Regions from separate parts of the Homo sapiens genome. Here region 1 is linked to region 2. Evidence: chromatin loops called from intact Hi-C (ENCODE). Cell type or tissue: B cell. All regions are shown on one strand. Links, peaks and the distances in the headings refer to the core of each region. The heading gives the core; the rest is flanking DNA.

Region 1 (10,542 bases), core at 1,426-9,425, 88 kb after region 2:
ATTAGCCGAGCAACGACCTAGAGTCTGAGAAACGGGCAGGCACAAACGCTTACTCAGACCAAGGGACCCAGAAGTCCCGGACTTCCACACCAGCCCCGCATCCAAGCGCGCGCCTTTGAAACCTTCGGCCTCTCCTGCCAGCCAGAGACCCGCCCTGCCGTTGCCATCGGGACACGCGGGATCTTTATTTATACGCTGGGGTGGGTCTTTTCCTTCCTCGCAGAGGAGGAGCGTCCTCTAAGGCAAGGGGGGTGGGTGCTGGCTACGAGTCCCCTGACCGCCTGCCCGGCCCGCGTGCGCTGGCTGCATATTTCTATGCATAATCCAATTTTCTCCGTGACTATCTAGTTAAACTCTTTAACAACAGCTACATAATTAGAATTTGGATTCCCATTAATTTTCCTTGGGCCTCGAACCATTTGCAGCTCACACTGGTAATTAATGCGATACATCACTAACTTTACCCAGCGCAGGCCGGCCCGGCTCAGGTCGCTCGGCCAGCGCCTGGCGCCCTCGAGCGGGACCCTGACTCCTGACCCTGCTTCCCAGGTGGGAGCCGTTTTCCTCCTTCCAAAGCCAGATGCCTCGGGCCCGCGAACCAAAAGCCTTCTTTCCAGGAAATTTCACAATTAAAAATATTTATCGGGAGCAGATTTACGTTTCTGGGTTTCCAGTCTCGGGGCGTCTGGGTAGGCTATTAAGAGTAATTAGCATCTTTTGCGCATGCAGATTTACTTCGCTCATTGCCACATAACTCATCCCTAAAAGCCGGCGCAGGCGAAAGCAGGCGCCGCCGGCGGAGCCGCTGCCACAGCTACCGCCGCTGCCCGCCCGAGCCCCCCTCCCCTCCTGCGCTGCCCGCTCCCAGTCTCTCCGGCCCGAATTGTCCGCTCCAGGCCCCAGACGCTGAACACGGAACGAAAAGGCTTCCATCCTGGAGACCTGGAGACGAGTGACGCCAGAGCGACCTCGTGCGGTTGGGGAAGGCCCAGACTAGGCTCTCCAGGCTGGGGCCGCGCCGTCTGGACCCCAGGCATTGCGACCACGCATGTGTGTGCACCACCGAGTGGGCGCTTGTGTGTGTGCACGCTCACGTGCGCGCGAGTGCACAGGAGTATGGTTGCTAGTGCGCGTTCCTGAGAGGGCGAAGGGGCGCGTGGAAAACGAGCTGATCACCATCCTCCCCTTCCCTGCAGCCCACCGGTTCCCAGGACGACGCTCAAACGTCAGTCCTAGGCCACCCACCTAGGGCACTGAGTTTCAGAGGGAGACTCGGGCCCCTACCTTGCCTCGAATTCCCTTCTACAGAGCCAGTTCCATCCAGCCAAACGGCCTGGAGCACTCAGCGCCCAGCCGGGGGAACTGGGAGGCCCAACACCCGGCTGCAGCCGAGCGCATGGCTGGCCTGGTACCGGTGAGAGGCCGCCAGAGAAAGCGCAGGCGGAGCCGGGGGTCACTGAACAGAGACTTTCAGGGTCGCTGGGGGGCGGCTGGAGACGATGAGGCCACGCGACTGAAGGGATTGGGGGGTGAGGAGTGGTGGTGGGGGCGGACAAAGGGACAACGTGGCGGTGGACGAACCAGGGCCAGAGAGGGCCGCTGTGGCTCCCGCTCTTCGGGCCGAAGCACCCACCACGGGTTCGTTATTAACGCGCTGGGAAGTCCGCAATCCGCCCAACTTTCTTCTCTTTAATGAGCCTAGAAGAGGCTGCCCTGAAGGGGTTTGTTCATTAAAGATGTAGCTGGAGGAATATTGTCTCATTAATTATCTGGTTTTAATTACACTCCTACCCTTTGAATCCAGAGATGGGAAAAGTTGATTTGGTGGCGCCGCCCCCTTGAGCTTAAAGGGTCGGCCTGGCTAGGGGACCAGGAGGGGCTGCATGGGGACTGCTTGCTCCCGGGAGGGTGTGGGCAGGAGTCTGGTGTATATCCGGCCAAGAATCCCTTTGCGACGTGTCTCCATGCCTGGGTGTGTGTGTATGGACCTCCGTGTGTCTGCGTGTGTGTGACCACGTGCGGCTGAGAGGCCATGTAGACGTGACTTGGGTGTCTATGTGTGCTCCCTGCCTGTGTGTAGTTCTGTGTCTGGGTGTACATATGGGTAGCTGAGTGTGTCTATAGACAGGCCCGAGCAGGGGTCTAAGTGAACAGCAATGTGACTGGGTAACTGTGTCTGTGGTGTCTAAGACGGTGGCTTCCTGCCCGTCAGCTCAAGTGACAGTGACATCTCTGGGTCTCTGCATATATCCCCATGTAGATGAATGTTGTGGGGCGGGGTGGGGGTCCATGGCTGGGGCATCCCAGGAGCTGGACTACTCCAAGGACATGGCTCGGTTTCCAGGGTCCCCAGAGCTGGGACGCCGCCGGGAAACCATGGTCCTGGAGGGGAGGGAGTTATTTGAGGGGGTGCTTGTCCCTGCCTCGTCCCTTGTCAGGCCCCGCGCGGCGCTAAAGCGGGGGCCGTTTTCCCTTTAAATCGCGGACACTTTGACAGGGGACATTAAGGACCCGGCTGCTCAGGCTGAGCAGATCATAAAACCGGACAGGCAATTTCTGCTCCCGCCAAATAGCCGGGCAAACTCGTTCTGCATCTTTGGTTTTAATGCACTAAACTGGCAGCTAAGCAGGGAGCGAGCAAAAGGGGGGTGGGAAGCCCCCCCCCCCACATACACGGGCGCACACACCGGCACAGGCGCAAACACTCCTTCACACCTTTGGACCCCACACCCCGCCCCGGCCCTCCAACACCAGAGGAATTATCAACTAGAATTTGATTAATATGCAAATCGCAGGCAAACAGCTCCATATAATTCTTTCAGTGGAGAGTAATTAATCACCAGTTAAAGCAAATTAATACATATATCAATTTTGTCAGAAACATGCTTAGTTCAATCGCCCGTAAAATTGAAGTTTGAAGTATTAAGAGGCTCTGCAGAAACGCCAGGACTAAAACTTTCAAATTGATCCTATTTAGTAATCAATCAGGCTCTCCCCTCAGGTTAATCTGCCTAATTTTTCATCTCAAATCATACACTTTACTGACACGCCATCTAGCAAACAGTCGATAAAAAGTTAACAAAAATGATAACGACTCCAGCCAGAGCCATTGTGCAGGGCGGGTGGGCGGCCGCGGCTTTGATTGCATTTCGGGGTGGTTGGGGACTTGGTTTTTCACTGGGGCACCAGTTTGGAGGTTCCCCAGACAGTGGAAGCCTCCCTTTCCCACCAACTCTTGTCTGCTACTGGCTGCCCTCTCTGCAAATGGACTCTTCTCAGAACATCAGAACACGAGCAGCATTTCCACTGAAGTCACCTAAACCAGCTAGCCCCTGCCCTACTCCCATGTTTGCATAAACTGTCTGGAAGCCGGTGCCCTGTGTGCTTGTGGCAACTGTGAGCTGTGACTCTGTCACTTGCCTGTATTGTATGTATAAAGTGGGGATGGTGTATATGTTTAACAGCCAAGGTTTATCTGCTTAATTCTTATGTATGCTACTAGCTGCCCATATTTGGGCAGGTTTGCTGTGTCTTATGTGACTGCACTGTGTTTTCCAGGCATCCTGTGTGTCTGTGGGTCACTGTGGGTGTGTATCGGGTTTCTGCAGTGTTGGTCTGTGTAACTGAGTGCCTGCCTTGTGTGTGTTTGGTTTGTTTCTGAGGTGTGCCTGTGTTGGGTGTGGGCCTGTGGGCCTGTCTGGGCTTACCCTTCATTTCCATGTGGACATGCAGTCCCAGGGAGACCTCAGGCAGATGGATCAATAGGCCCCATTATAGACATCAGGAGAGAGGAGACAGTCCCTATAGAGACCCAGACACTTCACCTTGAACAGCCTCTGGGAGATGGAAGGGGTCACCTCTTCCCTACCTTGGTCCGTATCCCAGCTCTGGGTTGGCAGAGGTGTGTGAGAAAGGGGAGAAGAAGGCTCTCATTTCTTGTTGGAGGAGGCTCCCAACTTGGATCTCCCTTTCTGAAGAGCCTTGGGCCCCTGAATTTGGGAAGGGTTGGGGTACAGACACTCAGGGATGCCTCCATCCCATGTGCTCAGATGTCACGTCCACACTCAGATCCATTGGTTACATGGATACCCTCAGGTAACTAAGCTCCCTTCCCCACTTCATCCACCCCCATTCACAGACAAATAGCTACATCCAGCTCTCCATGGGGAAGCGTGAACATGCCCACATGCACACACCAATGCACAGCAATCCTTGCACACACTTGCACACATACAAACCAGATTCCAAAGTGGGCAGGACTCATTCACTCCCAACTCTGCTTGCAGCCATGCGCATATTGCCATTTGTACCCTCCCCACTTTGGGCAGGGCTGAGCCCCCACGGGGAGGAGGAACTTCCTTTGACTGAGCTGGGGGAAGCTAGGCCTTCAAGCGCTACCTGGAACTGGAGCAGCCAAGGGCAGGTCTACAGGTCACTCCAAAGACAAAGGTTCAGCCCGGTGACCAGCTTGAATGGGAGAAGGCAGGCAGGGCAGCCTGGCCATCACCCAACTGCACAACAGAGGATGCCCCTACCCCCGCAACCTGTTTTCAAAGAAGCAGAGTCCATGCCTATATAGTGCCTATTCGACGGCCTCAGCTGCCCTCAGAATAAACTTCAACCCAGGCTGAAAGTTCTCCATCCCATCTTCTACTTAGTCCTCTCCTGAGTCCTCTTCCTGTCAGGCCATGTGGTCCCTGCCCCCAGCATTGTAAATGTAAATTTCAGTAGCCAGCTTGGCTAAAATGTTTGGAGCTAGGATTCTGGTTGTCTGCCTGTAGCTTCAATTCCACATCAATATTCATTCTCCCAGCTATCTGCTCACACCAGCTCCCTGCACACCTCACACACCCTGGGCATCGTTTACCTGCTGGTTACACCCACTCAGTGACAGCTTTACTCTTTTCCTCTCCATTGAGCAAATTTAGTCACACCTAGCTGCACACACACTAGTTTGCAACAATCAGTTGCAGGAACGCAGCATCACACACCCAGTCCCACGCTCCGTTTCCATCAATCAGCCGCACATGCTCAGTTTCTCAGTTGCACATACTTGATGACACACTCAGGAACATGCCCTTGCTAGTCCCCATGCAGCCTGCCACACACACACCCACAGCCCCAAATCTCTCCCAGAACTGGCAGCTGTTAGGAGAAGACGGGGTGATTTGCAGATGGCAGTCCTGGACTTGGAAGTGCAGATGTGGGGCCCCAGGAACACTCAAGGTGGGAATGCTCCTCCCTCCAGGGTGCTGGTCCCCAGGAACCCCCACCTTCCTTTGCCCCAGTCCCAGGAGCCTGTTCTCTAGGAGATGTGGCCTGTGGACACACCCGGGAGTCAGATTCTAGGCTCTCCAAGACCTGTCAGTGTCTGCCAGGGACCTCCACTCCGCACATGTACAGTCCAGGGATGCAGCCAGTTCCCACACACCCCTTTGCACACCTACAGCCTAACCACCACTACCCAGCACAACCAGTTCTACTCCCCTCCATTCCCACCCACTTCAAAGCCACATGTACTTCACTTTACAACAGCAGCCTCCTACTCGCTGACCCCTGTGACTCCAGCCCATTCAGATTCTCTGTCCCTTCTTCCACATGCTTTGTAGCCCCTGACCTTACTAACCTGCCCCCTTATCTGGCTGCCCTCTCTATATCCCCGGGCTTTCTGTGGTGCCCTCTCAGATGCATGTGTTTGGGGAGCATATGTATTGTCCCCACAAATCACTTTCTGCGCTCCAAGAGGGGCTAGTTGTTGCCGGTGGGAAGCCAAGCCCAGGTGCCTCCGGGTTCAGGTGACTGGAAAAGCCAGGGCAGGGTGAGTGGACTTCCCCGGACTTGGCGGCTCAGAGGGATGGAGAGGTGGGGGGGGGGGTCCCCGCGGCGACGGGAAGGGGCGGAGGGTAGGCGCGCGGCCCCAGCTCGTCCCTTTCAGGGGGGACTCATGCATCAAACTTCAATTTTCCGGACGATTGAATTAGTGATTTTTTTTCTCCTGAACTAAAATACACTTAAGTCTTTGGGATTAATTACCACGTTCTGGTCCCTCAGACTGGAGTATTACTTATCGGAGCTGCGTCTGACACCGGCCCGACACCTCGTAAAATAGGGAACTGCGCCTCTCTGCCTCACCCCGCGCCGCTCGCCAGGCCACCAAGCCGGGAAAGGCGGAGCGAGGGGAAGCCGAACAAGCGGGATCGGCCGTCCGCGCGCGGAGGGGTTCCTAGACTGGAGAGCAGAAACTACCCGCGTCCCGGGACTTGGCAAGCCCCGTCGAGCCCCGGGACACAACGGGGAAGGGAGAGACAAAGCCGAGCCGCCTCTCCTGGCCAGCCCGGAACCGAAAGTGGGTCCGTAGAGAGCCCAGAGTCCTGGGGGAACAGATGGGCAAAGGGCTCTAGGAGGTGATGGAACTCAGGCCCGAAGGGCAGGCAGCCCACAGGATACCAAGCCTTAACGAACTACGCCAGAAGAATGGGCGTAGGGCCCACAGCCCCTCACACAACCCAGGCCAAGCTCCCTCGTACACTCAGACCAGGAGAAGAAACAGACACGCAATACACAAGCCCCGCTCCCTTGGAGCCTACACTTGGGCGAACACACCACTGCTGTTTGCAGTATCCCGAGACAGGCCCGGCAGGCGTGAGCTAAGAGGCCTCGGGCCCGAACTTGGGATTTGAGGCTCTCTCACATCGCCGGTCCCAGCGGCAGCGCCTGAGGCACAGCCAAGACCATCCGAGGTCCCCGGGCCGCGCGCAGGTAGCAGACTTCTTCAGAACTGGGGGAGCTAAAGAGAGAGTGGGCTTAGAGCCCAGGCCTCCCTGGATCCCAGATCCTCGCCTCCGCCTACAGCCAAGCCCCTCAGCTTTTGCCCAGAGCTGCTGACTTCCTCGCCGCCTCCCTGCGCAATGGGACCTAGAGATAAGCCCCAAGCCCGGGTGCTAGTCCAGGCAGAGTCGGGTGCTAGTCCAGGCAGAGTCCAGTGCTAGTCCGCGGCCTCAACAGAGCTGTCGGCTGGGCTCCGGAAGCCCACCCGGAACCTGATGGAGGCAGCGAATTCCTCAGAGCAGAGGACACTGCGGAGAGGCTCGAATCCACTTCCCACATTGTGCGGGACCGAGCGCGCAGGGCGCTCTCGCGTGGCCTCCTTAGCTCGGGTTCAGCCGAGGCTCTCACGTACACTTCGTTACCCCTTCCCCCCGCCGCAGCTCTGGTCCTTCCTTCCACTGGCTCTCTTCTCTGGCCTATGGAAACAACGAACTACTTTTCGCCTTTCAAGGCCCGGGTCCCAAGCCACCTCCTCTGTGAAGCCGCCAACACCCTGGTAGCTGCCTCTCAGTGTTTTGCAACTGGCACGGCCCTGTCCCTCGGTCCGCTTCTACTAGCGCTGGGGGTGCTGCGAGTCTTGCCCACTAGACTAGGAGCTCCTTGAGGGCAGGAACCGAATCTGATTCGTTTCCATTTTCCCAGCCCCCCTGCGCGGCCTGGCGCAGAAAAGACGCGCAATAAACATTTGCTGAATTGAATTGCGTTTTCTCCTTATTTTATTAATCCTTCCCCTTCCTTCTTTCATTCTTTCTTTTCCTCCTTCCTTCCTCCCTCGTTATTTTTTATTTCTTGGTTATATTCAATTGTCATGTTTTTCAGGCTCATTAAATCCATTTAGAGACAAAAGAATAAAAGGCAGAAGGGGAAGGGCGGGGGAGGAGAGAGGGGGAAGGGAGGGGAGGGGGCAGGCCGGAGAAGCAAACAAATAACCCGCTTTAACTAGACGGGCGGATAAATGGCCCCGTTTCTCCTCAGCCCCGACGCGCCTGCTTAGCTGCGCGCCCCGCGGGCGCCGCAGCTCGGGTGGGCTCAGCCCTGGGGCCGCCGCCCCCAGCCCAAAGGGACCCAGCGGGGCCAGGCCCAGGGCCGCGAAGCAGAGAGCGGCCGGAGGTGCCAGGGCCGCTTCATTGGGATTCATGAGCGTGTTGGGCGGGCGGCCTGGGGCTTCGGGCGCGGGGCGGGGGCCGAGTGGGGGGGTGCGCACGGCGGGCGCAGATGCCCGGGTGACCGACCCGCCGTGGTCCCTGCGCCGCCTTTGTGCCGAGGAGGCGCGCGCGGGGACCTAATCCATCAAATTGTCTACAAATTGTGAAGAAAATTCAAAAACCATATGGTCGCCAGCGCCGGCGCGCTCTGGGCTGCGGAGGGCCGCGGCCGTGCCCGCACCGGGAGCCGCGGGGGGCTGGGCCCGGCTATTGTCGCCTGTCAGCGGCCGCCCAGGCCCATTCGTCCCGGCCTTCATGGTCCGCGCTCCGAATTACAGACCCATCCATCCTAAGAGAGGGCAATTTTTGTCGCCCGGGAGGAACCAGCCGCACGCCTGCCCCGCTGCCCTGCCGTCTCCTTCCTTCTCTGCTCCTTCTCTCTCTTCTCCTCTCTTCCCATTCTTTTTTTCTCCCTCTGTCTCTGTCTCCCTTTCTCCGTTTCTCTGTTTCTCTCTCTTTTTCCTCTTTTTCTCCGTCCTGTCTCTGTGGCTCTCCGCTTTCTCTCTCTGCTTTTGGAGTGTCTTTCTGTGCTCCTATTTTTTTTTCCTGTTTCTCTCTGTCTCTTCGTTTCCTCCTGGACACGCACGTTCCTGGCTCGGGCCCGGGGGCCCCATCGCCGCCCGAGACCAGATGCGCATTTCTCACATCAATTTTGCGGAGAAAGAGAGCCCAGCGGCCCGGAGGCGGGACCCCACTCCGGTGACAGCGGCTACTCGCCAGCCCAGCGACAACAAAAGCCCGGAGAGAAACCCGCTCTGTCCAGGAAAGTGAAAGCGGCCTCAGCCCCCGCCCCAGCCGGCCTTGGGGCGCCGCAGACCCGAGAGAGTCCTTGCAAGATCCATACCTCTGCCCCCAGCGGTGTGCCGGGGTGTGGAGGCAGAATTGGTTAATGTTGCCAGAAATTCACACCAGCTCCCAGACGCTTGGGCTTACAGTTCCAGGTGCCCACATTGAAATTCAGCCTGGCCTTGATGCCTTTAGCCTTTGGCCCCCGACTCCCCAAGGATGAGGCCCTCGGGGCTAGAATCGAAACTTGGGAACCCAAGGCTCCACCCCGCGTCTGACTGAGTGATACCTGCAGCGCTCCCGGGGCTCAGCCCTGTTTTCGGGGAGTGCAGGGAGAATGCCCTTGGGTCTGGGGTGGGATGCAGGAAATGCAGGGCAAGACCCCCTCCCACCCTTTGTTCAACACAAATTAATGTTGTACTGTGGTGTGCCCCCACATACACAGGCATTTTCTCCCAGCATTTCACGGCTCGTTTTTTACCCCGACCTGGCGAAGCCCGCTTCTCTCCCGATTTAGCAGCTGCCTCAGGTTTATGGGCAAGAGGCGCCTCCTCCTGCTGCTTCCCCCTCGCCCTTCACTCTTAAGCCTGTCCTGAAAATCCCCCCCAAATCTCCAAGGCTAGGGCGACCGGCACGAAGAGCGGCAAGAAGCCCAGCCTGCCGCTGCTTCTCGGAAACGGGCCCACCACTCAGACACGGTCGCCGCCGGTTCTAGTAAAATGGCAAAGACTTTATTTATTGGAGAAAGAGGCCTTGGGTACAGTCTAGGGAGGAGAGGGGAAGGGAGGAGCAGGGAAGGGGCACTCGCAGCCCACTCACATCCAGCCACCCTCCTCTGGCCAAGTCGGGTAGGAGTGGGGTGTTCGAAGTGGCAAGAGAGACCCAGAGCTGTGGAGGAGGTGAGGTGAGGGCTTGGGTCGGCCTCCTCTCTGTCTCTGTCACATGCAAAAAAATTCTAAAAAGAGTACAAAATAATTATAGGGCTTTGGGTTCTGTTTTCGATAGTTGGTTGGTTGGATTTCCCCCTGCATTGTCCCTAAGAGCCGGACTCCAACAGTCAGTCCGAGGAAATGCGGGAGGGAGGGAGGAATCTTAAAAACAGCATTAGTGGGCATTAGGAGGCAGAAATGGCATCGAAAACAGACTTTTCTCTCAGAGGGTGGGGAGGAAAGATCGATTTTGAAACTTGCAAGTCAGGACCTGACTGCCCACCTCTTCCCCTCCCACATGAGGAAAAAAGGCCCGAGGAAATAGAAGTCAACTGCAATAAGGCCGAGGGAGGCGAGGAAGGAGCGGGCCGGTGCATTCGCCACATGCAGAGAAAAATCAAAACAGCCGGAGCTGCCACTCCCCTAGACCGCAGGGTTAGTGTTCCCCGCCCTGGTTTCTGTCTCGCCCTCAGCAAACCCGGCAGCCCGAGAGCTTTGAAAACATCGAAATCTCCGAGATTTAAAAAATAATAATAAAAGAAAGGAAAAATCAGGCTGCGGTGGGAAGAACCCGCTATATAGGTTTAAATATTTATATAGAAGCCATACAGAATTGCACGGCGAGGGCTTCCGGGGCGGCGGAGGCCGCTGGTGGCGGCCGGCCCGGCCGGCCAGCCTGGGTTTATTGCTTCGAGAGGGAAGAGGCGGCTGCCAGGAGCCGAGTCCGGGGCCGGGGACAGGGGAGGAGGCGGGAGTTGGCAGAGGAGGTCCCAGCTCCCCTCGGCGGTCCGGTC
Region 2 (10,542 bases), core at 1,346-9,345:
TGCACCCAGCCATTTTTTTCTTTTTAAAAATGAGATATAATTCATGTGCTATAATATTCAGCCCCTTTAAAATGTATAATTCGGTGGGTTTTAATATTTTTAAAAGTTATGTAACCATCACCACTATCTCATTCCAGAATGTTTTCATCACTCCAAAAGGAATTCTGTATCCATTAGCAGTCAATTTCCATTCCCTGCTGCCCCCAGTTCCTGAAAACCACTAATCTATTCTCTGCCTCTGTGGATTTGCCTATTTTGGACATTTCATAAAAGTGGAATCATACAATATGTGGCCTTTGTGCTTGGCTTCTTTCACTTAGCAGAATAGTCTCCTAGGTTCATCCATGTTATAGCATGAACCAGCATTTCCCTTCTTTTCCTTTTTATGGCTAAATAATATTCCATGTGTGGATATAACAAATTTTGTTTATCTATTCATCAGTTGGTGGACATCTGAGTTGTTTCCCCTTTTGGGCTATCATGAATAATACTGCCATGAACATTCATTCAATTCTCTCAATTATAAAAAATTGGGACATTTCTATTAACTTGCCTGGGTTGTTATAAGTCTTAAATGAGATAAGCATGATGTGGTACCTGGCACAAAACTGTCTTTCAATAAATAATTTATTTCTGCTTTAGTTCCCTCAAGATAAGAGGCAGGAAGAGATTCATTCGGGTTCAGACAACTTCCAAAGTAAGTTATGGAACTCCTTGGGAAGGGGTAGAGTACCTGGATTGGGTAAGTGGGAAGAAGAGAACTGGCGAGGGAGCGGAGCCCTCTCATGTTTCTGCTTAGTGTTTTTTTTTGTTTGTTTGTTTTTTGAGATGGAGTCTTGCACTGTTGCCCAGGCTGGAGTGCAGTGGCGCGATCTCAGCTTACTGCAAGCTCTGCCTCCTGGGTTCACGCCATTCTCCTGCCTCAGCTTCCTGAGTAGCTGGGACTACAGGTGCCCACCACCACGCCTGGCTAATTTTTTGTACTTTTGGTAGAGACGGGGTTTCACCGTGTTAGCCAGGATGGTCTCAATCTCCTGACCTCGTGATCTGCCCGCCTTGGCCTCCCAAAGTGCTGGGATTACAGGTGTGAGCCACCATGCCCAGCCTTCTGCTTAGTGTTTACAAACAACTACCAATTTCACATTTGGCTTTGTCTTGAGTGGGCCTTTGTCCACCTGGCTAGAGCTCAGACAAGGTTTTCCCCACAGATACAAACTTCCAACCAGCACGTAGGTTTCCAGGCTAACCCACAAAAGCAAGTTGAGTCTAGCTCCTCCATATTGATCCACACCAATCATAGCTATTCTGAAATGTACTTTCCTCACATCTGTAAAATAGGGAGAATACTCATCTCGAAGGATTGGTGTAGAGTTTATATTGTTCTCCATAATACTAACATCTGTCTTGTTGTATTTGCTTCTTTGCTTATTGTCTGACCCCCTCTATAGAATGTAAGCTTCATGAGGTCAGGACCTTTGTTTTGTTCACTGCTATGTCCCCCATGCCTAGAACAGTGCCTGACACATAGTGAGTACAGTACTCAATAAATATTATTGAATAAAGAGATACATTCTTTGTTATTCACCCAAGATGACCATATTTTGTTGTTTGGGGCTGTATTCTTCAGGAGAGAACAGAAATGAATAAGCCACTCTCTGCCTCCAAGAAGATCTCTTCAAGTGGAGGTGACAGACATGCCCAAAGCAAATAGATTGCAATAAGACTTGATGGGAGAGAATGTGAGTCTTCACATCCTAGCATCTTTCCAGATAGAGACAGGGCCTACCCAAAAGTCTAATCTGAAACTGAACTGAAATAGAACAGAAATAGATCCCAAGTGATGGAACCTGTGCCTTTCCCAAAGCTTGGCTTCTAAAAGGTAGCAAACATTTTCTACTGGAGAGGGGAAAGACAGGAAGAAGAAAAAGGGAGTTTCCTCCTTTTCTCTTGGGCTCTCAGCCAGACAGCCACTGGCAAAACGTTGGAAAGGCCTAAATTTGTCCTGGATGCACTTCCCTGATCCTAGTCCCACCAATCCCAGCCCCCACGGCCTTAAGCCCCTATGGCTCCCTCCCAAGATTCCAAACGTAAGAAAAGAACACACACCACAGTCCAAAGGCTTCTTGTCTGGAATAGCCAACCCTGGGGTAATTGTTAGGTGGAATGCAATCTGGTTGAATTCATTCAAACACTGTAGGAATTGCCTCTTTCGAACCCTGTAGGATTTTACTTCTTGACGCATCTGTTTATTTAAAACCAAAGGGGTATGTTGAGGCATGGGCACCCTGGCAGCAGACCCCAAACCAACCCTCTTGACTTGTGCCTGCCTTTCAGGATATGTTCCCTTCCTGAATTTGTCTAAGAAGGCTGAGTTGGGGGGTGGTTGCTGATTTTTATAACATATAGCCAGTTGTTCATAGGCCTGTGTTTTAAAGAAGGGCAAGCCTGAACTCACCGTCCTGCCTCAGGGCCTGGGCTCCATACCTGGGGAGTAGACAGTCTTCTACTTTCTAAAAAGCTGGACTTGAAATTTGGAGTAAATCTCCTGGTTGAGTGACAGGTGTTTCGCAGCTGAGCCCTTGAGGAGATTCTCCAGTTGGGCAGAGACATCCCTTCCTCAGACGCCTTGTGGGCTGGACTCCTTTGGCCCAGTTCAAAGTGAGGGGAGGGCTCCCAACAGGCCGGGAAGACAGTTGACTTCACCCTCCTTGGGTTTGTCTGTCTGTCCGTCTCTGGGAATGGTCGCTTCCTGTTTTCCCTTTTCCTTTTAAGCCTCGCCTTGTTCCCCTCTTCTCTCTCTTCATGAACTACTCCGAGTCTTGGTCTCCGTCCCTCTATCTCTGGCTCCTGCATCTGTCTCGGCTTCTGGCCTTCCTCTCCCCCTCCCCTCCCCTCCCTCGCGCTGTCATTCACCCCGCTCCTCTCCGCGCACAGCCAATGGAGAGACCCAGTCGAAACCGCGAAGCTCTCTTGCACCGGGCTTTTTCGCCTGGTGATTGATGTCCCAGAGTCAACAGCGAGCGAGCAGCCGGAGCGGGGAAGCAGAAGCCAGAGAGGGGAAGAATACGGCGCCCCCTCTCTCCCTCCCCTCCCCCTTCTACTTTAGCCTTTCTGCGCACTTCGCTTCCAAGTCTCCGCGCAGCCAGGAGCCGCTGTTGCCTCCCAGCCCCTGCTAGCTGCCCCCCGAGCCGAGCGCAGCGAGCGCCGCCGCCCGGGCCCCCCGGTGGGGCCAGGGCCAGCATGGAGCACCTGGGTCCGCACCACCTCCACCCGGGTCACGCAGAGCCCATTAGCTTCGGCATCGACCAGATCCTCAACAGCCCGGACCAGGGTGGCTGCATGGGACCCGCCTCGCGCCTCCAGGACGGAGAATACGGCCTTGGCTGCTTGGTCGGAGGCGCCTACACTTACGGCGGCGGGGGCTCCGCGGCCGCGACGGGGGCTGGAGGAGCGGGGGCCTATGGTACTGGAGGTCCCGGCGGCCCCGGAGGCCCGGCAGGCGGCGGCGGCGCCTGCAGCATGGGTCCTCTGACCGGCTCCTACAACGTGAACATGGCCTTGGCAGGCGGCCCCGGTCCTGGCGGCGGCGGCGGCAGCAGCGGCGGTGCCGGGGCACTCAGCGCTGCGGGGGTAATCCGGGTGCCGGCACACAGGCCGCTCGCCGGAGCCGTGGCCCACCCCCAGCCCCTGGCCACCGGCTTGCCCACCGTGCCCTCTGTGCCTGCCATGCCGGGCGTCAACAACCTCACTGGCCTCACCTTCCCCTGGATGGAGAGTAACCGCAGATACACAAAGGACAGGTTCACAGGTGAGTCCGGCCCGCGCGCTCCCCGCCTGGCCGCGGCCCGGGCTCCGTGCTACCCCTGCCCCGCCGGGTGGCTCCCCAAAGCCGGTTCTGCGCTCCAGGTCGCCCAGCTCTTCTTGGTGCTTCCCCCAAGTTGAGCCGCCCGCCCGATTCTATAACGCAGACTCGCCATGCTTGAAGAGTTCTCTCAGCCTGGACCCCTCTCTGTCTCCCGAAGGACCCCTGCTCGGAGGAGCTCTCCCTGGTCCCCTCTCCGGATCCACTAGCCGGGTCAGGCAGAGAGAAGGAGGCCATAGATTCAGGACCACCTTCTGCAGCTACTCTTGGCCTGGGAATCTTAGAGAAAGGGGTGCAACGTGAACAGTTTCTTCCGTCCTGGCTGCTGTTCTAGGACCCAGGAAGCGAGCCCCAGGATCAGACACAAGAAAAGAACAGGTTCCCCCACCTCCAGTCCCCTACACACATGCACTTCGCGCCCCTAGCTCCGGTGCCCGTGGTGCTGCGGGGCCAGTGGGGGCTCTGAGCCCCGGTAAATCAGCAGAACCAGTGGCCTTTTTTTTTTTTTCCGGAGAGCAGGCTTCATCTGGGAGGATGGCAGCGGGGCTTAGCCGCCCAGGACAGCTAGCTTTTCATTTTCGTTCTCTCCCGGCTGGGTGTCCTACCCCGGGCCCAGCCCTGTTATCTTGGGCACGAACAATGCACCGGTAGGCTGGTGATCGGTGGCGGGAAGACTACTCCCGGGACATTGGGTACTAAGTGGTGGCCGCTGCCGCCTTCTCTGCTGCCCGCTCCCGCCTTCCTCTGCTGGCCCTGGCTCCCTCTGCTCCCGTTTCCACTCTGGGCACTCAACTCTCCCTCTGGCGTGGATCCCTTCCCCCGTTCTCACTTTCTGCTCCCCTTAGGGTTCCCTGGATCCTAGACCACGATCCTTCCGTCCGGGCTGGGAAGCAGCCACAAATTGAGCCCAGGTTAGCCAGCCGATCTTAGAGAGAGGAGGCAGGAGGCACTGGCTGCTGCTGGCAGAGATGGGGCCTCCTGGGGGTCCCCCGGTTCAAGGGCCCAACAGTGGAAGGGGGGTTTACATAACTACTTGGGAGAAGCTGCTGAGAGCTAGATACTGGGCCAGGAGATTCCAAAGCACCCCTGGCTTCCTGCTTCTGTTCCAGGCAGCAGCACAGCCAGGGAAACTGCTTCTGCAGCTTCTTACCAGACTCTGGGGCCACGGCAGAAGTGGTGTGGAGGCTGGTGTCCAGAGGAAGAACAGTTGCTTGGGTCTAGGCCTCAGGAAGGGCCCTCCCTAGAGGGGTCCCAGTGCCCCCAACCTAAGTTTTCTCTGGCCTGGGGCAGCAGGGCCTGGTGCCCATCCCATTCCCCACCCAGGCCAGGCCAGTCTTGAAGGGCCCTGCTGGAAACCCAGCCGGGAGTCCACTAATCCTGGGCCTCTGGTGAAAGGTACTCGGTTTAGGGCCTACCGCGGGGCCCTAATACTGTGTCAGGCATGAAGGCGGTTTCAGCGAGTGTATGGCTGTGGCCTTGTTTTGCTCTGTGTCCTGTGTGCTTGTCCCGTGCCTGTGCTTGTCTGGTCCTGTTTGGGTGTATAGATCTGTGAGTTTGCCCCCGTTGTACGTTGTGTTGGTGTGTGCTGCTGTGGATGGAGGCTCAGGTCGGGTTCCAGAGTCAGGCTCGGCCTCTTACTCTGAGCCTGAAGGCCTGGGGCTGACTGAGGGGAGGGGAGCGTGACCATTAGCTCGCCTTAGACTGCCCCTGGAGGAGAGGCGGCAGGGAGGTGGTTGGGCTCGCGGGAGCCCGGGGCCAGGGAGGCCTCCGTGGTAGCGGCGACGGCGGCGTCGGACTGGCGGGCAGGAGGAGGCCGTTTCCCGCCGTGGGCTTGTCGCTGAGGGCTAACGGGAGGATCTCGGCCCTGCTCGTGGGGGTTCAGCTGCTGCGCTCGCTGACTCGCGGGGTGTTGGGCCTGGGACGCTTCCTGACGCTCTGCTGCTTGCCTCTGCCGTCTGTCTGTCTCCCGCTCCAGTGGCCCTCTCACCCTTCACTGTAACACGCCGTATAGGTCACCCCTATCAGAACCGGACGCCCCCCAAGAAGAAGAAGCCGCGCACGTCCTTCACACGCCTGCAGATCTGCGAGCTGGAGAAGCGCTTCCACCGCCAGAAGTACCTGGCCTCGGCCGAGCGCGCCGCCCTGGCCAAGGCGCTCAAAATGACCGATGCGCAGGTCAAAACCTGGTTCCAGAACCGGCGGACAAAGTGGAGGTGAGCAAGCGGGGCGGGCCGGCCGCCCGCGAGCGGCGCGGTCTCAGGCAGCTCTCGGTTCATTGGCCTCTCGTGGGGCGCACATACTTTTTCCGCTCGCGGTTTCTGATCCTTTCGGAGGAGCGAGCTCCCGCTAGGCTTGCGGGGAGCTGGAAGCAACCGAGGCCGATAGCTGGGATGGGGCTGAAGAGCCCTGGCTCTGTTTTACCGGAGGCTTCAGGGCTTTCTGGTTGGCACACTCTCTGCCGGTGTAGACGCGGCAGGTCTATTCCGCCGCTTGGGCAAACAGGCGGGTTAGTGCACTCCACGCAGTCCAGGCTCCAGGGATCTGTGAGTCCTGGGGAGCTTTTTGTTTGCGCAAACTCTTGCTTATGGAATCCTGCTCTGTCCTGGAGACTGGATGCAGAACAGCCCGCACCTTGTTGCAGCGCTCCAGCCGGGCTCCCGGCAGAGGGTCTGTGGCCCCAGACCGCGGCCCTGCTGACGGTCTCCTCCCCCAGACACCCGGCCTTTGCGCAGCCGGTCCCTACCCTGGAAGGAGAAAATCAATCCGCGCCGGCTGCGGCGGGGTTTCGCGGGTCCCACTGGAAGGGGAATCAATTAGGAGCAGATGGGTGTGTGTGAGAAAGAGAATTTTCCTTCTCCCATAGCCACAACTCTAGTTACTACGCAATGGGCTTTTTGTTTTGTTTTGTTTTTTCACATTTACGCTCACGGACGTGAAGCGTCCCCAACACTCTCGAGCAGCCTCCCTCTCCGCGCGCACTGACGCTTTCTCCGGCTGCACCCTCTGGCACGCTGCACCCTCTGGCACGCTGCACCCTCCCGCACATCTGGCCCTTGCCCGCCGGAGTTTCTCCCCTAGCTCAGGCCCCATGGGGTAGCGCGGGAGAGTCTGGGCGAAGTCGGCGGCGCCGAGACGGGCGGGCCTTGGGGCAGGAGGAAGGAATTGGAGTTTCCTCTTTTTCTGAACGAAGGCGAGGAATCTGCCTGGGATTCCGCCTACGGGGCCACAAAGGAAGCCATGGCCCCACGATTCTACCACAACATTTCTGACGCTGGGAAAGGAGTGGGGGATGCGGCCTCAGACCTTGGAACGCTAAAGAGGGAGCCAGGGCTAGCTCGGGGGTTGGGGGGACTCCGGTTTCCAAGGCCTACTGAGGGCTGCTGGCCTAGGGGAGGAGAGGCAGCCTGGCAGGCCTCCCAGAGAGAGGGGCACAGAGAAAGAAAGAGGCAGGCAAAGAGAGAAACTGAAACACAACCAGTTTCAGAGGTGGAGAGGGATAGGGACCCCGCTCAAGGAAAAAAAAGGAGAAAAACAGGCAGCCTGCAGAAGTCTTATTTATGTATAATAAAGAAAAAGCAATGGATGACTGAAACCACCATTTTCTTTTCAAACAAATTCCTTTAATTCAGAGAGAACCAAGTGGGTGGGGAGGAGAGAAAACGAGAGATAAGACACAAAGCCTAAAAGAGAAATATTCAGGCCGTTTGAAATGCAGGGGATAAGGGAAAGACGAAAGACGGAAAGATACACAGAGTCAAGAAAAGGCGGCCCAGAGCAGGTCAGCAGCCGCTGCTGGAAGAGGCCCTTGCAGGCTTCGCATGGCTTCATCGATCGCCTACAAATTGCTTCTGAAGGCCCCAGGGACTCCCATTAGGTCTGTCCACCTTAGAGACAGACGTTTGATCTCAGTTGACAGGGTGGAGGGGCGGCAGTAAATGGAATAAGTGAGTCATCGCCTCCCTGAACTGCCTCAGAGGAAGCCAGTGGGTCCAGCAGGAGCCCCGGTAGGGCACAGGGCTCCACACAGAAGGCCCAAGTCCTAGAAGACATTCGCAGAGAGAGGGAGGAAAGAGACGTCCCGCAGAGCAGATCGTACCCGCTGGTCCTTGCCTCTCTGCCCTGGACTTGTGGGTAGGGTGAGGGCCCTCTGGCTTGGAATGGCACCTGGTCTCCCTCAGGGCCGGGGAGGGGGAGGCGAGATGCCATCCTACCCCGGCTGCCCCTTGTGAGGCCTCCGGGGTGTGGGCGCTGCGCGTGGATGCGAGTCCCAGCTGTTTGGGCCTCGCAGACTTTCCCATCGCTCCTCCTCTGGGATACCTTGGCTCCATCCGCTTTGGGGTTTCCAGTCTTTGTTGGAGTCAGGACTCTCAAAAGAAGGGAACGCGTTATAGGGGCCCAAACTGGATTTGGGGACTGCAAAGGCGAGCAGCGCTCGTTCAGTTTATCTCCTGGGAACGCACCAGGAGTTGGGCACACGCGGGAGCTGGGTCGGTGCTCCTGGCAGGTAACGGCTTGTTCCCGGTGCAGACGGCAGACTGCGGAGGAACGGGAGGCCGAGAGGCAGCAAGCGAACCGCATCCTCCTGCAGTTGCAGCAGGAGGCCTTCCAGAAGAGCCTGGCACAGCCGCTGCCCGCTGACCCTCTGTGCGTGCACAACTCGTCGCTCTTCGCCCTGCAGAATCTGCAGCCGTGGTCTGACGACTCGACCAAAATCACTAGCGTCACGTCGGTGGCGTCGGCCTGCGAGTGAGCCTGCCCATTCTGCCCTGTGGGACCCCAGGCCCACTCAGGGGTCACTGAGGCCTGAGACCCAGGACTCCTCCCCACCCTCCTGGCCTCAGACTGCACCCAGGAGGGGAACACTGCCCTCGCACGGCCCCGAAGGGCCCCCACATTTGTGCCGACACTGTTCTCCCTTCGGTGGAAGAGCTCAAGGGACAAGGACACGCGCCCCCCTCCCAGAGGCGTCCCGCACCTGTCTGAACTGTTAAGAAATCTGTTTTTGTTTATTTCATTTTATTTTAATTTTTAACGTGGGATTCAGAGAAAGGCAAGGGAGGTAAGGGAGGAGGAGCTTCTGGGGTCCCCAGGGCTGTCATCTGAATTTGCCCTGGGAAACCCCTTCTCTGTGACCCACTTCTCATCACACACATGGAAACCCATAGGCCCACACACAGGTGGTGTCACTGTCCCTCCTGGTGTCACCCCAGAGCCACACATGGGCATCTATGGGAGAGTGTCAACCAGACAGAGGGTCACAGTGTTTACACTTTGGACCTTACGATCAGGCACAGGTCAGGGGTGACACAGACTCATCCTGAACAGCATGGCACTCCCTCCAGCACAAACACAAGGTCATGGCCACACTGTGACACACTACACCACACACAACAGCCAACAGCTACAACAGCCTCACTTGGTCTGCCAGGCCCCCACCACACATCCCAGCCCAATCCAGGTACGCACAGACAGGTTTTCACATAAATGCAGCCCATTTCTCCAGAACCCATTTGAGGGGTGGGGGGGTGTTAATTTATGCACTTATAAGGTGTTTTCTGTGTAACCATTTTATAAAGTGCTTGTGTAATTTATGTGAAAAAAATAAATAAAAGCCTCCGGATCCGGAGTCAGGGCTGCCTGCTCCTTGCGGACCCTAGCGTCCTTCAGCTACTTGGGTTTGGTGTGTGAGCTGATGCTTCAGGGGCAGCCCTTGGTACCTGAACTTGAGAGACATGTTGCGGGGCAGGACCCTAAGGCTCTGGAGAGAGGAAAGGAAGAGGACAGATGGAGAGAAGGCAGAGTTGAGGAGAGCAGGGAGAGCCAGGCTCTCCTGGGATTACCAGTGCCTGAGAGGATGTGGATTTCTTTGGATGTGAGAGTCGTGTGTGTGTGTGTGTGTGTGTGTGTGTGTGTGGTGTGTTTGTGATAATGTGAGCAATCAGCAATGCGAGCAAATAGTGAATATTTATAATGGTATTTAAGTGTATAATTGTGTTTGCAATTCTTGCGTGTAAATGCTTGTTTCTGCTTAAGTTGCAAATCGAAACTATCATTGTATGCACGGGCTTGTAGTGGTGTGTGTGTAACCGTATGTGAATGTGACTGTTTCTTTTTGGGTAATTGTGTAATCAACCATTGTTTGTGATTATGTATGAATCGTGTTGATGTTTGGGAGAATATGTATTAGTTTCTCTTTGTAAATCTATTTTTCTGTGAAATGTGTGACTGCTTCTGAAGTGGATCATCTTGAATTTTATGGGTGTAATTGTGTGTGAGATGTAATTATGTGTGAGCTGTGCATTTTCCCTGTATTTACTTGTGTGTGACAGAATGTAATTGGGGGAGTAAAGGTAGTGGGGAGTGTGGATCACTGTGGGAGACCATCACTGCAAGTGGGTGGGTATGGTTCTGTATGAGTGTGTGTAATTGTGTGCTGATGGTGTATGTGTTGGTGGGAGTCTGTTGTGCGATACGCAGATACATTGTGGCGGGACCAACATCTGCTGAAGTTCTGGGGCTCTAGACGCTTACCCAGCAAGCTGCAGAGACTGGGGCACATTGAATCAGAAATTAAGGCCAGAATCCTCTCTGGTGCTGTAAGTGGGACCTACCAGTTCCCAGCACTAGCCTGGCCTAGGAGAGATCTAAAGAATTGACTTTCTGGGAACCTCCAGGAGCCC

Evidence for each region. Hi-C counts contacts between places; a loop is a spot of excess contacts. Peaks named below come from ENCODE experiments on the same cell type or tissue, not always from the same donor. Only the 100,000 strongest peaks of a DNase experiment are listed, where the experiment ranks them.
Region 1: a loop joins it to region 2, with 6 times the contacts of the local background. A loop is called at or near these places in 3 of 110 quality-filtered maps.

The regions. Positions count from the first base shown.
Region 1 is chr10:101,216,667-101,227,208 of GRCh38, forward strand. LOC124902491 (a long non-coding RNA gene) reads left to right here and starts at 5,686. Exons shown (of 2, transcript XR_007062267.1): 1 at 5,686-5,818; 2 at 6,052-7,526. LBX1 (ladybird homeobox 1) reads right to left here. Exons shown (of 2, transcript NM_006562.5): 2 at 10,328-10,542. RefSeq lists enhancers at 22-613, 1,206-1,797, 6,024-6,673, 9,448-9,949. In B cell, for the core only: no CTCF peak of the experiment used is centred there; DNase peaks (open chromatin) are centred at 2,125, 6,425, 7,265, 8,705 and 5 weaker places; H3K4me3 peaks cover 2,206 bases; H3K27me3 peaks cover 7,265 bases.
Region 2 is chr10:101,128,302-101,138,843 of GRCh38, forward strand. It overlaps TLX1 (T cell leukemia homeobox 1), which reads left to right and starts at 2,999. Exons shown (of 3, transcript NM_005521.4): 1 at 2,999-3,808; 2 at 5,874-6,075; 3 at 8,390-9,488. The coding sequence starts at 3,241. The coding sequence ends at 8,612. It overlaps TLX1NB (TLX1 neighbor), which reads right to left and starts at 2,845. Exons shown (of 3, transcript NR_130723.1): 1 at 2,485-2,845. In B cell, for the core only: no CTCF peak of the experiment used is centred there; DNase peaks (open chromatin) are centred at 3,180, 4,100, 6,190, 6,890 and 3 weaker places; H3K4me3 peaks cover 3,049 bases; H3K27me3 peaks cover 7,817 bases.